2 separate regions of the Mus musculus genome follow, and region 2 is linked to region 1. A link is a loop called in an ENCODE intact Hi-C map of the cell type or tissue named here. Cell type or tissue: left cerebral cortex. All regions are shown on one strand.

Evidence for each region. Peaks named below come from ENCODE experiments on the same cell type or tissue, not always from the same donor. Only the 100,000 strongest peaks of a DNase experiment are listed, where the experiment ranks them.
Region 2: a loop joins it to region 1, with 2.1 times the contacts of the local background. A loop is called at or near these places in 3 of 42 quality-filtered maps.

What each region holds. Positions count from the first base shown.
Region 1 is chrX:73,711,326-73,719,325 of GRCm38, forward strand. Bcap31 (B cell receptor associated protein 31) reads right to left here and starts at 4,879. Exons shown (of 8, transcript NM_012060.5): 1 at 4,793-4,879; 2 at 3,468-3,603; 3 at 1,120-1,220. The coding sequence starts at 3,559. It overlaps Abcd1 (ATP-binding cassette, sub-family D (ALD), member 1), which reads left to right and starts at 5,272. Exons shown (of 10, transcript NM_007435.2): 1 at 5,272-6,605. The coding sequence starts at 5,706. In left cerebral cortex, a CTCF peak has its summit at 4,359; DNase peaks (open chromatin) are centred at 4,325, 4,976, 5,141, 5,596 and 3 more places; H3K4me3 peaks cover 2,450 bases; H3K27ac peaks cover 1,582 bases.
Region 2 is chrX:73,926,686-73,934,685 of GRCm38, forward strand. It overlaps Renbp (renin binding protein), which reads right to left and starts at 4,165. Exons shown (of 11, transcript NM_023132.3): 1 at 4,029-4,165; 2 at 3,723-3,832; 3 at 3,502-3,577; 4 at 3,320-3,395; 5 at 2,996-3,168; 6 at 2,431-2,655; 7 at 1,594-1,675; 8 at 1,128-1,303. The coding sequence starts at 4,058. In left cerebral cortex, no CTCF peak of the experiment used is centred here; a DNase peak (open chromatin) is centred at 4,193; H3K4me3 peaks cover 473 bases.

The sequences.
Region 1 (8,000 bases):
CGTGGTGGCACGCACACGCCTTTAAGCCCAGCACTCAGGAGGCAGAGGCAGGTGGATTTCTGAGTTCGAGACCAGCCTGGTCTACAAAGTGAGTTCCAGGACAGTCAGAGATACACAGAGACACAGAGAAACCCTGTCTCGAAAAACCAAAAAAGAAAAAAGAAAAAAAGAAAAAGAAAAAAGAAAAAAGACATAACCCCCTTTCCAACTAGGCTGTTTATTTGGTTGTTAAGTTCTATACCTGGAAGCCCTGTGTCCCCAGGCATGCTGGTACATATATACATAATAACCCCAGTACTCAAGTGACTGAGCCAGGAGGATCAAGAGCTTAAAGATGAGCAGTGGTGGTGCACACCTTTAATCCCAGCACATGGGAGGCAGAGGCAGGTGGATATCTGAGTTTGAGGCCACCCTGGTCTACAGAGTGAGTTCTAGAAGAATCAAGACAGAGAAACCCTGTCTCAAAAAAAGTTTAATGACAACCTAGACAACAGTGTAAGACTCTGTCTCAAAAGAAAACAAACAAACAAACAAACAAACAAACTCAGGTGTCTTTTTTAAGATTAAGAAAACAACATTTTTAAGATAACAAAAGCAGCCCAGTGCACACCTTTTTAATCTCAGAACTTAGAAAGCAGCAGATGGATCTCTATAAATTCAAGGCCAGCCTGGTCTACAGAGCAAGTGCCATGACATCCAGGGCCACATAGAGACATTGTCTCAAAAAAACAAAATAATAACAATGACAAATAAAAGACAAAATAATTTCTTAAAAAAGAAGTCTGATCCACATGACTAATAAACACCACTATTTGAATCAGGGTCACAGACCATTAGCTTCTCTTAGTACCAGTTCTAAAATAACTAGGGTAGGGTATCTTGGTAACAAATGTGGTCATAAGAGTATATAAAGGCCATTGAGTTTAAGTCCATATGGACTGCTATAGGAACATCTTGAAATGAAGGTCCTGCTAATAGCAAGCACTTCCTTAACAGATTATCAAAGGGCACTTATTGAGTTTGATTCTGAGAATGCTTATTTTCCAATGTGGCACAGAGCTTTAGAAGCCATGACACAGGATCTGGTCAGATAGCAACCTCCTGCTACAGCTCACTCACCAATAACCAACAGTACAAGGATGACGATGAGAACCACAAAGAAAGTGTTGCCATAGGTCACTACCAACTCCACCAGCCGGGATTTAAAAACCTTCTGCCATCTGTGAAAGAAATGAAGACAGATATTGAAGAAAATGAACTTTTGCAATCCAAACCCTAAGCAAAATTTAAGGACAACTTGGTGCTCTTCTGCAGTGGCTACGAGGCCCCATACAAAAATCAGTCTCAGCTACTGCTATGCCTTTCCTATTCATTAACTTCAAAAGGATTTAGAAAAAGATGTTTATGCATATGCAGAAACACCTGGAAAGTCAATCTTTAAAATCCTGGCAGTTTCCAGTAAGGGTAACTTACTTTTCATCATACTTCCCTTTGTAGTAGATAAAACACCTGCTACAAACATGGTTTTGAGACAGGCAGGGTCTCACTATGTAGATGAGGCTAGCCTCAAGCTCGCAAAGATCCGCTTGCCTGTCTCACAATGGCAGGATTAAAGAAGTGTGCCACCACTATTCCTGGCTCCCCTTTGTTTAAAATGTGATACTTTTTTTTTTTTTGGTCTAGACTCCTACCACCCTAGGTTATGAAAAGGAATCTAGACTCTCCATCATTTCTATGAACAAATAATTTAGCTATATCATCTAAAGAGCCTTCGGGAGGAGTTTCATGCTGTTAAAAATCAGCAAGCTCGGCTGATCATGGTGGTGCATGCCCTTTACTCCCATCACTTGAGAGGCAGATGGAAACTCGTCTACATTGCTAGTTCCAAGACTACATATCGAGATCAGATGCAAAGTTAAAAAGCAACACTTGGTTTGTTAGAAACATGACCTGACATGATTCTGAATTTACATTTAGTATTTTAAGTTGGTCTTTTTTGTTTGTTTGTTTTTTTTGTTTTTGGTTTTTTCAAGACAGGGTTTCTGTGTTGCCCTGGCTGTCCTGGAACTCACTCTGTAGACCAGGCTGGCCTCGAACTCAGAAATCCGCCTGCCTCTGCCTCCCGAGTGCTGGGATTAAAGGCGTGCGCCACCACGCCCGGCTTTTAAGTTGGTCTTAATCAGTCTCTCCTTCCTGCTTTTTTTTCCTTTCAATTTTTCTGTGTGTTTGTACCTGTGCATATGCATGAGTGTGTGGGCTTGAAGTGGTTATCTTCTCTAATCATTCTCTACTTTCTTTTTTTCCCAGTGGTCTCACTGAACCTAGAACTTACTGATTCAGCTAGACTGGCTAGGATCCTCCTTATCTTTGCCTCTACCACACTCTATTACAGAAGTGTGTTCCTATGTCCAGATTTTACATCAATGATAGAGATCAAACTCAGATTTTGAATTTATACTTGTTCAAGCAACCATTTTACTTACAGAGCCATTTCCGTAATCCTTTTCCTTTTCATACCAGGTCTCATTTAGCTCAAGCTAACCTCAAATTTGCTATGTAGCCAAGATAGGTCTTGAACTCCTAACCCTGCCTTCACCTCCTAAGTGGTGGAACAAAGTTAGTTGTCCTAGAGAGTATCCAAGACTCCAGTTCCACCAGCGTTTTGGTCACTGTATTTCCTGTGAACTAAATGTCAATGTGGGTTTTAGCAAGAATATTCCTTAGGTATTATTAACTATGGCAATTTTATAAATCCTAATTTAAATACGAATAGTGTTGATATACTACAAATGATTGAAACAATATCTAAATAACGTTTAGCAAATCCTGGTTTTTTGGGTTGTTTTTTGTTTTTCGAGACAGGGTTTCTCTGTGTAGCTCTGGCTGTCCTGGAACTCACTCTGTAGACCAGGCTGGCCTCAAACTCAGAAATCCACTACCTCTGCGTCCCAAGTGCTGGGACTAAAGGCGTACGCCACCACGCCCAGCCTGTTTTTTATTAAAAGGGACTATAGCTTCCATCCTTCATAGGCTGAGTAATGCTCATGAGCCTACTAAGCAATGCCAGTAGGAGTTAGCTAGGAGGTCAAAAGTCAGCAAATCGGCAACAATGTAAGCCAATGGTGCAAGTATTCAAGTTTCCACACAATTATCCCCTACAGCCCTGAGGCCCAAGGGTTGGCAAGAGAATATTACTCAAAAAAGTTGAAGTCAAATCTTCTTTTGCAAAAACCAGAAGACAGTGTGCACAGGAAAGCAAATGACGAGGTGACAAAGCCAGACAATGTTCAAGATTGGTGATAAGAAAAAAAAAATCATACTCCTGACACCCTTACTCAAGACAGGTTTTACTTGTTTCCATATAGCCTCAATTTCAGGGTCCACCAATTTTGCACACAGAAACTACAAGGTTCAGGGTTTGATAGCACCCTCATCATATGCTTGCTTTGTTGTTCCACTAGCCATACCTTTTTGGAGAAATGAAGGGAATGCAGAGAAGCAACACAGCAAAGACCTCTGCGTAGAGGAAGGTGGCAACTGTAGTCCACTGCAAACTCATCCTGTGACTTAAAGGGTTCCAACAGAGGGATGGGAGCTTGTTTCCTGGCAGGATACAGAAGAAACAGGAGGAACCATGAGAGCTGGAAAGTCACTGACAGGGACTGCTCAGGGACCCTGGAGAGGCTGGGGCTGCTATTCTTCACAACAGACCACAGGATTCTGCTTCAGAGCTTTTGAAACCCTGGTTGAAACAGGGTTTAACCCAACAGCAGACACTTGACCAATGATTCTAGCCAGCCAACAAACTTCCCTTGCCTGGGACAGTTACTTGTGCCCCTCCAGCAAGTATGTTACTATGACTAGGTACTTTTGTTCATGATTCCTTTCCCCGGGGCCGTCCAAGAGACTCTTAAGCCTGTTTAACTAAGAAAATGTTTCTCATAAGAATAGGAGAACCTTCTCAGCACCCATCAGGCTCCCTTGTAAGGCTAGACCTGTTTAAGAAAATGTTTCTCAAAAGAACAGTACGTAAACAGAAGGACCTCAGCACCCATTAGGCTTCCTTCCAAGAGTAGAAGCCTCTGCTGCCAGGAGCTATACATGTCTTCCAGTCGCTTCTACAGTGGGACTGGGACTGCAGTGTTCATACATGTATTTTCTGCAAACGCCACCACCTAAGCCTCTGCACAAGAAAGCAGGCCCATTTCCTCCAGAGCTTATGAGGGGCTGATAACCCTAGTAGCCTCCAGCCTCCTTCTAAAGCTGCTTTTGAAAACTAGATAGGCCTTCCGAATGCTCGCACGAATGCACAGGGTGTAGGCCTCCATTTACTCTCAAAAGGCCCACAAGAGCGACTCCTAGAGGGCGGGAATCCAGGCCAAAAGCAAATACAGGTCTCCACAGAGCACGTCCAGGCCTTACCCAGAGAAAGTTCCAGAACCAGAAAGTCTCTCCCGAAGCCAAAAAAGGGACCTCCCTGCATCCCTAGCAAGCCACAACGCCCAAGTCCACAGCGCCAGGTGGCTTTCGAGGAGCTGGGCCTACCTGGGCAGCTCTTCTGGGGGGGGGTGGGGAGGACTGGCCCCTGTCCTCGCGTCCCCTAGAGTCCCGCTCCACCTACCTCCACAACATCCCTATGCCTGATCCTGCCCTAAACTCCGAAGTCGGCCCGGATCCCTACACTTCCCAGAACCCACAGTATTTCTGGGATGCTCGCCTTCCTCCCTCATGAAGGGACTGGGGGGGAACCTCGTTGGTCCGAAAGTCAGCCATGCATGCGGACCCAGCTTACCGAGCTTCAGCCTACTCGCACGCCCCACCGCAACTACCAAACTCTCACCAATGCTCAGGCCCGCCCCCTAGCCCGCGGGCGGAAACCGGAAACGCGCGTCAGGCCCCGCCTACAAGTCCTCTAGAGGCCCCTAACGGCTCCGCCCATTGTCGTTTCCCGCCCCGCCCTTAGGCGCGGCCTGTTGCCAAGGTCTAGAAAGGAAGTAGAGGCTGACGGTTGAAGGCCCCCTGCCGCGCCTCTGACACTTCGGACACGCAGGGGTGGAGCTTGGAGGCGCCTTGGCGGGAGGGCTGGGGCCGCTTCTGTAGTGTACGCGGACTTGCTTCGTTTCTGTTGTCGGAGAGGGGGAGGGGTCCAACGGTAGGGCGAGAACGGGGTGGGGCACCCCTAACTCGGACTCCGCCTCTTGCCTCAACTCCGCCTCCTCTTCCCCATCACCACCCCTGGGGAGGGGTAGGTGGGTGGGGATTCTGGGCCTTGGCGTAGACGCTGTCGTTACTGCCGGGCTGCTCAGCGGACAAACACGCCTGGTGCCCCGGGGAGGGGCGTCACGGGGGGTGGGGGGGGAGGAGCAGTAAGAGGAGGGAGGTGGAAGGAAAGACACAGCCTCTCTCCTTAAGACCTCTCGAGGCTCTGACCTCAGGGGCTAAGGGGACAGTCTGTAGAGGGAAGCCAGTTCCTCCACCCGGGCTGCCTGAAGAGGCCACGACCCTGGAGGATTCTAACCCAACCGATCCAGGGGCCCCAGCACCACCGCGAGGGCCTAAAGCAACAGTCTCAGGGATCACTTCAAGGTTTCCAGTTGCCTAGACAACGAGCCCTGGGTCAGAGCAACAACCCTTCCAGGATCTGTCTGCAACTGTAGCCTCAGGCAGCAGTTCCAGCCCTCAGCCTGCTCACCAGTCCAGGTGACATGCCGGTGCTCTCCACTCCCCGGCCCTCACGGGTGACCACGCTGAAGCGCACAGCTGTGGTCCTGGCCCTCACAGCCTATGGAGTCCACAAAATCTACCCTCTAGTACGGCAGTGTCTGACTCCTGCCAGAGGTCCTCAGGTGCCAGCTGGGGAGCCCACTCAAGAGGCCTCTGGAGCCACCGCAACCAAGGCTGGCATGAACCGGGTATTCCTGCAGCGGCTCTTGGCGCTCCTGAGGCTGCTGTTCCCCCGAGTCTTGTGCCGGGAAACAGGGCTGCTGGCCCTGCATTCTGCTGCCCTGGTAAGCCGAACTTTCCTGTCTGTGTATGTTGCCCGCCTGGACGGCAGACTGGCCCGCTGCATTGTACGTAAGGACCCGCGGGCCTTTAGCTGGCAACTGCTGCAGTGGCTCCTCATCGCCCTTCCTGCCACTTTCATCAACAGTGCCATCCGCTACCTAGAGGGCCAGCTGGCTCTTTCTTTCCGAAGCCGTCTAGTAGCTCATGCCTATGGACTCTACTTCTCCCAACAGACTTACTACCGAGTAAGCAACATGGATGGACGACTTCGAAACCCTGATCAGTCTCTGACAGAGGATGTGGTAGCCTTTGCTGCCTCTGTAGCCCACCTTTATTCCAACCTGACCAAGCCACTCCTGGATGTGGCTGTGACCTCCTACACTCTCCTTCGAGCTGCCCGATCCCGAGGAGCTGGCACAGCCTGGCCCTCAGCCATCGCTGGCCTGGTGGTGTTCCTCACAGCCAACGTGCTTCGAGCCTTCTCTCCCAAGTTTGGGGAGCTAGTGGCAGAGGAGGCACGGCGAAAGGGGGAACTGCGCTACATGCACTCTCGAGTGGTGGCCAACTCAGAGGAAATTGCCTTCTACGGGGGCCATGAGGTGGGGCAGGTTGAGATGCTGCTTAAATAGCAGAGGAGGTGGCTGGGAGACCTATTGCAGTCAGCTATAAGCAGTAAGGGAAGCCCAACAAGGCCTTCTCAGGCTGATGTTAAAGTTGTAGATAGACACTGGGACAAGCTTGGGGGTAGGCTTTGGATGGCTATAACCTTAAGATGCAGAAATGGAGAAATGGCACCATTGGGTGGGAACTTCCCTGTGCTGGCTGCCTGCAACCTCCAAGCCACTTCTGCTTCCTTGGTAAAATTGTCTTGGACATTTTGGATTCTAGCTTTGGATTCTAGTGATTTGTGATGCTACTGGTCCAGCTTACTCCAATCTTGCAGTCAACCACTCCTGCAGCCACCTGGGAGGAATTAGACTCCTACCATCTCTGGGAGCATAGGACAGAGCCTGCTTCCTAACCTCTCTTGCCTCTCTGAGCCCTTTGAAGGCTGGCGTCCAGCAGAGTTGGCTGGCTGGGCTGTCCAGTATTATGGGCATGACTCAGCCCAAGCAGAGGTTAACAAGCAGAGCTCAGCACAGTGGCTACAGCAGTAGTGTTGCTGCTCAGGGTCAAGGCTGTCAGAACCCCAGGCACGTCGGGTTAGTTACTGACAGGCTTGGCAAGCAACCTGCCTAGTTGCCTCCCTCCCTCCCAGGGATAGGGATACCTGGCCTCTGCCATAGAAGCCTGACAACCTTTCTCACCCCCACCCCTGATGTCCTACCCCCAGTGTAGCCACCCTTCCACCCAGATCCCAGCTACTTTATGAGGTGGGCTAGGGCCAGGGATGCCTGGCAGACACTGAGAAAGGCTACTTTAAACCAGTGTAAACTTTATTCTCTGACAGCCCCTCCCCTTCTTTGTGCCTCTTGTGGTTGCAGCTGCCTCAGGCCTTGTTCAGGCTTCTGGTTTCGGTTCCCTAGTGCTTGGGGCGGGGGAGGGATACAAAAGCACCATTTCATGAAGGCCTGTGTGTTTCCTGGGTCAGGTAGCCACTTGCCCCAGGACCTTGTCCCATTGGCTGCATTTCATATGTACAATCAGTTTTGTCCTCGACTTTTAGAAAGGATTTGTCTTTACACTCTGCAAAGAGGTTCTCTGGTCACAGTCAGGTTTCAGATTAGGAGAAAAAGTGCATCACCCTTACTATAACCCCAGTTCCATTCTCTTCTCCTGAATGCTGGGCTGCAGGGCTTTGGCAAGCTGCCAGGGCCTTGGGTGAGGCACTTGGCACAGTACTTGTAGCTGTATCATCAACCTTAGCTGGCACTACTATCAGCTTGAGGCACGAGCCTAGATTACCAGCGTGCAGCAAAGGTGGTGCACTCACTTCAGGAATGAGAGGCTGGATTTTTGGAAACTGGGCTGTATGAGCAGTTCTAGGCAGAGGG
Region 2 (8,000 bases), 220 kb after region 1:
TGATCCCAGCACTTGGGAGGCAGAGGCAGGCGGATTTCTGAGTTCGAGGCCAGCCTGGTCTACAGAGTGAGTTCCAGGACAGCCAGGGCTACACAGAGAAACCCTGTCTCGAAAAACAAAACAAAGGGGGGGGCTGGTGAGATGGCTCAACGGGTAAAAGCACTGACTGCTCTTCCGAAGGTCATGAGTTCAAATCCCAGCAACCACATGGTGGCTCACAACCACCTGTAACAAGATCTGATGCCCTCTTCTGGTGTGTCTGAAGACAGCCACAGTGTACTTACATATAATAAATAAATAAATCTTTAAAAAAAGAGAGAGAGCGCGCAATGGTATATTCATATACATAAATAAATTAATTAAAAAAAAAAGAGTAGGGCTAGCCTTCTGACCTGTATGTACCCTAAGCAGCTCCTTAAAAGGAGACAAGTACTAGGGAAGACTTTAGTCTTTGAATTAGAATGCTGTCTGCCTTGTCACACTGTCTTTTGGCCTTTTGGACACTGCTGCTACCCATGTTGTACAATATCCTCTGCAGATCTCCAGAAGGATCAGAAAACAATCAGAGGAACAATTCCACCCCTGCCTGCCACCAAGTGAGAATCACCCAAGAGCCCTTTGAGCTGCTGGCACCAGACAGAGGGACATGTGTCTTGGCATCAGCATTTGCACAAATTCTCTTCTCTAATGGATTTCCCAGGATATAAGATGGAGAGACTTTGGCTCTAGGTTCAAATTTTTGTTGTTGCTGCTACTGTTTTTTGTTTTGTTTTGTTTTTTTTTTTTTGGTTTTTCGAGACAGGGTTTCTCTGTGTAGCCCTGGCTGTCCTGGAACTCACTCTGTAGACCAGGCTGGCCTCGAACTCAGAAATCCGCCTGCCTCTGCCTCCCAAGTGCTGGGATCAAAGGCGTGCGCCACCACGCCCGGCTGCTGCTACTGTTTTTGACACAGGATCTCCTATGTAGATCTGACTGTCCCAGAACTCATTTTGTAGACCAGGTTAGCCTAAAATTCACAGAGATCCGCTTGCCTCTGCCTCCCAAGTACTAGGATTAAAGGCATGCACAATCATACCCAGCTCCTACTATATAATAGGCTTCTTGCAAGCTATTCTGGGCACTCCCACCTGGGTAGGGCAGAGACCATCCGCATCCTGGAAGTAGAAGAGGCCTCCATGTTCAGGGTCCCATCCAGAGTGGAAAGGCAATAAGAGAAACTTGTCAATGATGTGCATTCGAAGTTTGGGGTCACCTTTCCTGAGGGCATACTGGAGCAGAAACCAGCCAGCTTCCAGTGTGTGGCCTAGTCAGAGTTGGAGGAAAGTAAGGCAAGGATCAGGTTTCCCACTTCAAGGCATCTGAGGGCTGGAGCTCCTGGCACCTCCCTTCCTTATCAAGGGTGAGAGATGCTTGAACTCTGTCACAAGATACCCTGCCTTTCCGCCTGGACTCCATGCCCACTCCTGGGCAGTCTGTCCCCGCCCATTGCCTGCTCCTTGGTGGAGGGAGGAGGGCTACCCCTCCCATATTATACCCCAAACTCAATGATGAGGTTTTTTTTTTTTTCCTAACAGGCATAGCACATGCCTTCACCTGGGTTCTGATGTCTTCCAAGGCAACCAGGAAGCTCTTTTCCATCCTCTGATACATTCTCCAGTACAACTTGTCCATCCCTCTGCCAGGAAAAGGACAAGAGACAAATGTTTCCAGTTCAGGTCACCCAATCAGAAAGATCTAACTTTGGAGCCGGGCGGGGTGGCGCACGCCTTTGATCCCAGCACTCGGGAGGCAGAGGCAGGTGGATTTCTGAGTTTGAGGCCAGCCTGGCCTACAGAGTGAGTTCCAGGACAGCCAGGGCTACACAGAGAAACCCTGTCTCAAAAAAACCAAAAAAAAAAAAAAAAAAAAAAAAAAAGAAGAAGAAGAAAGATCTAACTTCGAAAATCCCTTCCTCTGCCCTTGGTACCAGCCATATACCTACTCAATAGGTCTAAAGGGGCATTTTTGGTTGTATGTTTTGACATAGTCTTGGTAGCCCAGGCTGGTCTCAAACTATACAAGCAAGGCTGACCTTGAACTCTAAATTCTCCTGTTTCCACCTCCAGAGTTCTGGAATTACAGATATGTGTACCACGCCCTGCTCCAGAACATTTTTGGAATGGCTGATTGTCTCCCATGAACCCAGTAGGTTCTGATCCTTCTTGCTTAGGTCTGGGTCTCTCAAGTGAAGAGGGTAAAACCCTGAATGAGGAGACAGGCAAGACTGAGTTTGATGCCACAGAGGCATCAAAGGGAAGAACATAGATCAAGACCTCCTTTCCATAGCTCAGAATGTGTCTGTTGCTCTGGCCTCTTCTGTCTTAGGACACACCCATTTCCGCCCTCAGCAAGCTGGGCTCCACCTTCCTGAGGACCCTGGGTTGTGCCTACCTGGACATGCTGAAGAATCCTGTGGACACACCAGTCCCCTAGTTCTGCATACATGTTGGTCAGCTCCTCATCTTCTTCTCCAAGCTGCTCCACCAGGCTGAGCAGCATCATGGGCACTGCCATGGGCTCTGTGGCCAGTGCCCCTGAGAGCTGAGGCCGGCCCAACCCAGCCGGGTCCTCCCGTACCCAGTGGATGATCTGATCCATCATCTCTATGGCTTCACTCTGTGAGGAGACCAGAGAGGCTGCCCTGTCCCAGCACATACTTCTTCCCCCAAGGACTCAGGGCTCAGCTTCTTCTCCCAATACTATTTTCGGGGACTCTGGGATTCAGGTCACTCTCAGGCAGAAGGGCCCAGTGAAGAAAGCGAAAACCTTTTCTACCTGGACACAGGGCACTGTTTGCCCAGGGTCCCTTTAGGGTTAGGGTTAGAGAGCGCTGAGGAAACATGTGGTCACAAAATGGTAGGAAACGAGTAAATGGGTCTTGTGGCAGGTTCCCAGGCCTGTCATTAGAGTACACTCATGTCCAACAGCCTGTGATCCCCTACAGGCTCCTACATACCTGATAACGCACTTCCCCCGTTACTTTCCACAGTTCATTCATGGCCATGGTGTAGAAGCACTCGCTGAAAATGGTCCGCTGCACCTTCACTGGCCGGCCATCCCGAGTCAGCACAAAAGCACATTTCTTGCCAGGTGGTGCCACCCGGGCATAACGCAGCAAAAATTCACCACCTGGTGGTTGGAAAGTATGCATGGTAGGTAAGGACTCTGAATATACTGCCTCTTGGAACCTGCCAGTCCCTTTCCTCTTCTAGAGCCCTTTAGATACATTGAATACATAACCCACTGAAGCCCCTGGGGAGATAGGGCTAGGAGAGGGGACCTGCTCTTGCTGCATCCAGAAGCTCAACACGGCGGAAGCGCTCAAAACTGCGGTATAAGCGACAATACATCCATACCTGTGAGGGAACACAGTTTAGAGAGGAGTAGCTGGGGTGGAGGGAATCCTAAGTATCCCTGGGTATACCCTATTGTTGTGTGAACACCTTAAGTGTGCAAACTGACCTGCCTCCCCTGCAGCCAAACATATTTGAGGTGATCATATACCTTCCCATCACGGCCAAGACATGTGAAGAAGCCCCTGTGAGACAAGTGTTGTCAGAAAGTGAAGGAAAGAGCCGTTCTCCATAGCTTCACTACTCTCCTCAGGTCAGTAGATCTGTGTGTCACCTCCAAGTGAGATAGGGGGAGGGGGGCCCTAGGAGGATCATGGCAGGATAGCTAACCCGTGTTCCTGGTCATGGGAATGCTCCATCCAGAAAGCGATCACACGATCAAGCTCTTGTTCCACACGCTTCTTCCAGACCTGCAGTGTCTCCCGTTCCTTCTCCATGTCCTGTGAAGTGAATCAGGGCAGAGCAGGGAAGCACAGCTCTTCCTTCACAGGGACTTCCTGAACCAACTCGAGTAGGCCCCAGAGCTACTTGATTCCACCCCACCACCACAGGGCCTCGAGCCAAGGATACAGTACTCCCACCTCTTCAATGGGCTTCTGACCCCACCATTAGTTGGAACCATCCACTACCACATACCTGTAACATTAGGAGTCCTAGGTCCATCATCTGCTTTCCTCCAGGAATTCAGACTTGGTCGCGATCCCGTGACTATCACTCAGCTGACCGAGCAGTGTCCCACCCACCTGATCCTCTTCAGAGTTCCGAAGGGCCCCGAGTTGGGGGCGGGACGAAGGGCGGGGTTTCAAACCCCGCCTTCTGCTCTTCTAGGCCTGGACTGAGCAGTCAAGCTCTAGATCCCCCTGGTGGGAACTGGGTGAGGAAGTCTGGCCTTATGAGGAGGGAGTAGGTAGGAGACTGAATCTGGGCCTGGCAGCTGAGGCTGGTGATCTCAACAGATTGTGAAGTTAGGGTGCCCCTGGAATGACTGAATCCTGAGACCCTGTGACCCCATATTGTCGGCAAGCCCTTTCCTTTAGCTTCAGCTGTCTGAGTCCAGTAATTTACAACCATTAGCCCTGGTTGCCAGTTGCTGGATACTTCACCCCCAAGGATGATTCTGGAAAAACAGGTGATAACCATGCAGAGTAGAGTGGGCATCCTCCAGCTCTCTGGCCCTTCCTCCTAGGTACACAGTATAGGTTGGCTCTGTGACAGGCTGGTTAATCTGTTCCCCATTCTTGCTACCCACTGGGCACCCTCATTGCTCAGCAGAATTCTGTGGAGTGAGAATTTCAACCAGAATGCCAGAGGTACTTGTTCTGATTTTCTTTTGTCTTTTTTTTAAAACATTTTTTAAGATTTATTTATTATTTATTATATGTAAGTACACTGTAGCTGTCTTCAGACACTCCAGAAGAGGGCGTCAGATCTCATTACGGATGGTTGTGAGCCACCATGTGGTTGCTGGGATTTGAACTTCGGACCTTCAGAAGAGCAGTCTGGTGCTCTTACCCACTGAGCCATCTCACCAGCCCTTCTTTTGTCTTTTTTTATTTGTTTGTTTGTTTTTTCGAGACAGGGTTTCTCTGTGTAGCCCTGGCTGTCCTGGAACTCACTCTGGGGACCAGGCTGGCCTCGAACTCAGAAATCTGCCTGCCTCTGCCTCCCAAGTGCTGGGATTAAAGGCGTGAGCCACCACTGCCTGCATTTTCTTTTGTCATTTTATTTTATGTTTCAGTGTTTTGTTGTTGTTGTTGGTGGTGGTGGTTTATTTTTTGTTTGCTTTTGCTTTTGCCTCTATGTATGTCTGTGCACCACATGCATGCAGTATCCTTAGAGGCCAAAAGAGGGTATTGGATCCTCTGGACCTGGACTTACAGCTGGTTGTGAGTCTCCACGTGGGTTCTGGAAATGGAACCTGGGGCCTCTGGAAGAACAGACAGTGCACTTAACTGCTGAGTCATCACTCCAGTTCCTTGAACATGTTCTTAATGATGGACTGCAACCCAGGAGTGTAAAGTAACTAGACTTCCTGACTCATCAATGCTGCTTTGGGAGTTGGTCAGTAAAAAGAATTCAGTTTCTAGATATGGTTATGTTCTTGTGCTACCTGCCCCTTCCCAGCTGTGTGTTGACTCATTTCGCAATGACTGCTACTTTCCAGGTTATGGCTACTGGGTGGCTCTGCAGGTTGTAGAATGGCTCTTTCATCCTGAAACACTTCATCTTTATGGTGTTTAGGAATAAGCCTGATCTCAGTGTCTGTTAAGTATCTGCTGAAGCTGCTCTGTTCATCTTTACCCTTAGCCTAGGTCATGCCCAGGGACCTTGGCTCTGTATCCAGGAAAGCTTGCATGCTGTTATTTAAGCTGTATTTATCCATCTTCATTGTCTCCCAGCTTCTCTTACACACATATCATCCCTTTCAAGCTCAGCCAAGTTAAGAGCATTGGTATGATAGAATGGGTGGTTCCCTGGCCCTGAGTCTCATGGGAATAGGGTGATGCAAAGCTATGATGCCTTTCTCCCCAGGAGCTCAGTTTGCTAGTTTGTTTGCAATAGGGTCTCATGTATCACAGGATACCTTGAACTCTATTAACCAAGAATGGTTTTGAACTCCTGCTCCTTTGCGTTCACCTCTCAGGGCTGGGACTACAAGTGTGTTGCATCACATCCAGCTTCAAGCTGCACCAAAGCACTTCTGATATATTCCTTTAAAATATTTTTAATTATATTAATTATATGCATGTACGCATGTGTCTGTGTGGGTGGGTTGTCCATGGAGGCCAGAGGCATTGAATCCTCCTGGAGCTGCTCAATGAAGAAGCTTGAGGACTGAACTCTGGTCCTTTGCAAGAGCAGTATACTCTTTACTTGCCCATCCTTCTAGCCCTCTATATTGCCTGCCTTCCAGAGTGGGATGAGAAGGTGAGCACAGGGAAGAAGGGTAGCTCCATAGGTAACAGCTACAGGAGTAGGGTGGGAAAAAGAACCCTTGCATTTCTCCCAGGCTAAATGTCCACATGTCTTAGCAAATCTGCACAGGACAACTTACCTCTGCTGACCCATGTCCTCCTATCCCTGGACATTGTTCTCAAACCTCCTATCTGAAGGACAGTGTATTGCTCCTCTTCCTGGGCCTGTGGCAAGCTTTTAGTGAGAATTCTGGAATTTACTTTAAAACCACATGACTATTATAAGAATGTGCTTTTGTTTTAATCCCAGGTATAGGGATATGGGGCTGCTGTAGACTTGTTTGTAGCAGCTCACCATGATTTTGCCCCATGCTGCCACAGAGGCATGGCTCTGCCAGCTGCAGATAATTTCTGTGATTGTGGATGTTTGGAATTCTAGGAACTTTTCAGAAAATATACATATACATATATATATATATATATATATATATATATATATATAAATACAAGGACCCCCGAGAGGTAAGGTTGGTGAATGTTGGTCATTTATGGAGATTGGTTGCAGTTTGTTAGTAGCAGTGGTCAAAGAAGAAACAAAAAGAAATTACATTCAGGGATTTTCCTAATTCCTCTCATCTCTATCCTTGTTCCTCTCCTATTTAGTGTTAGGGGGATAAACTGGAGGATAAAGGGTGAGGAAAAAAGAGCCCACAATGTAGCAAAGACCAGCTACATAGGTTAGTGGAACTTTCCTTTGCTCTCTTTACTGACAGGATACCTTCAAAAAACAAACTGTAGTAAGTTTTGGTTTATTTAAAAATCCAGTTATGTTATATGAATGTTTGTGTTTTATCCCAGGTGTGGGATATAGGGCTATTTCATTTCATCCACAGCATCAACTATGATTGTCTTATGCTCTTGATGGGGGTGGGGGCGCATGATTTTTGCCAGCTGCAGATAGTTTAATTTTGGGGACTCTGGAGAGAGTATAAATTCAAGATCCCCTGTAAATGAAGAAAATACCTAATTAAAAAAAATTCAATATCCAAGAAGGCCTGCTGTGGCTACTGTTCCTCCTTCCTGCTGAGGGTCCTGCCCCCCATCCCTGCTGTTGGATTTGCTATTGCTGGATGGCTGTTGTGCTGGGCTGCTGAATATTCTGATGACAAAGACTGGACTTGCCCCATGAAACAGGATGACCCTAATGAGCAGGAAGTAGTCTATTTTGTTGGCTGAAAGAGGTTGCTTCCTTTCCCCTCTAACCTTTCTCTCCTACCTAGTGTTGGGTTGGAAAGAAAGTAGAGATATAGGAATTCAATCAAAATATATATGCCAACAAGTGGTGCCCAGATGTAGGGATTATGGGAAACGCAGTTTCTCATGCTGTAGAGGACACATCAGGGTATGAAGGGATTAATATACTGTTTCAGAATGTCAGCAAAAGGTTTACTACAGCGGCGGCGGCTGGGTTCTCTCCCACTTTGTTCCCACAGGGGGTTTTCTATTTCTTTGTCTTCTTCATGTTTTCCGTTTCAAAAAAGTTTGGGAGACTGGCTGAATAATAGGAAAAGTTGTGAATGGATATGGAGGGGTCTGAAAAACAACAACAAAAATGTATGAAATAGGAAAACCAGAAGGGTCACTCTAGTCTCTCATTTGAAAGAATTGCAGAGATGGCCGTGAAACTGGAGAG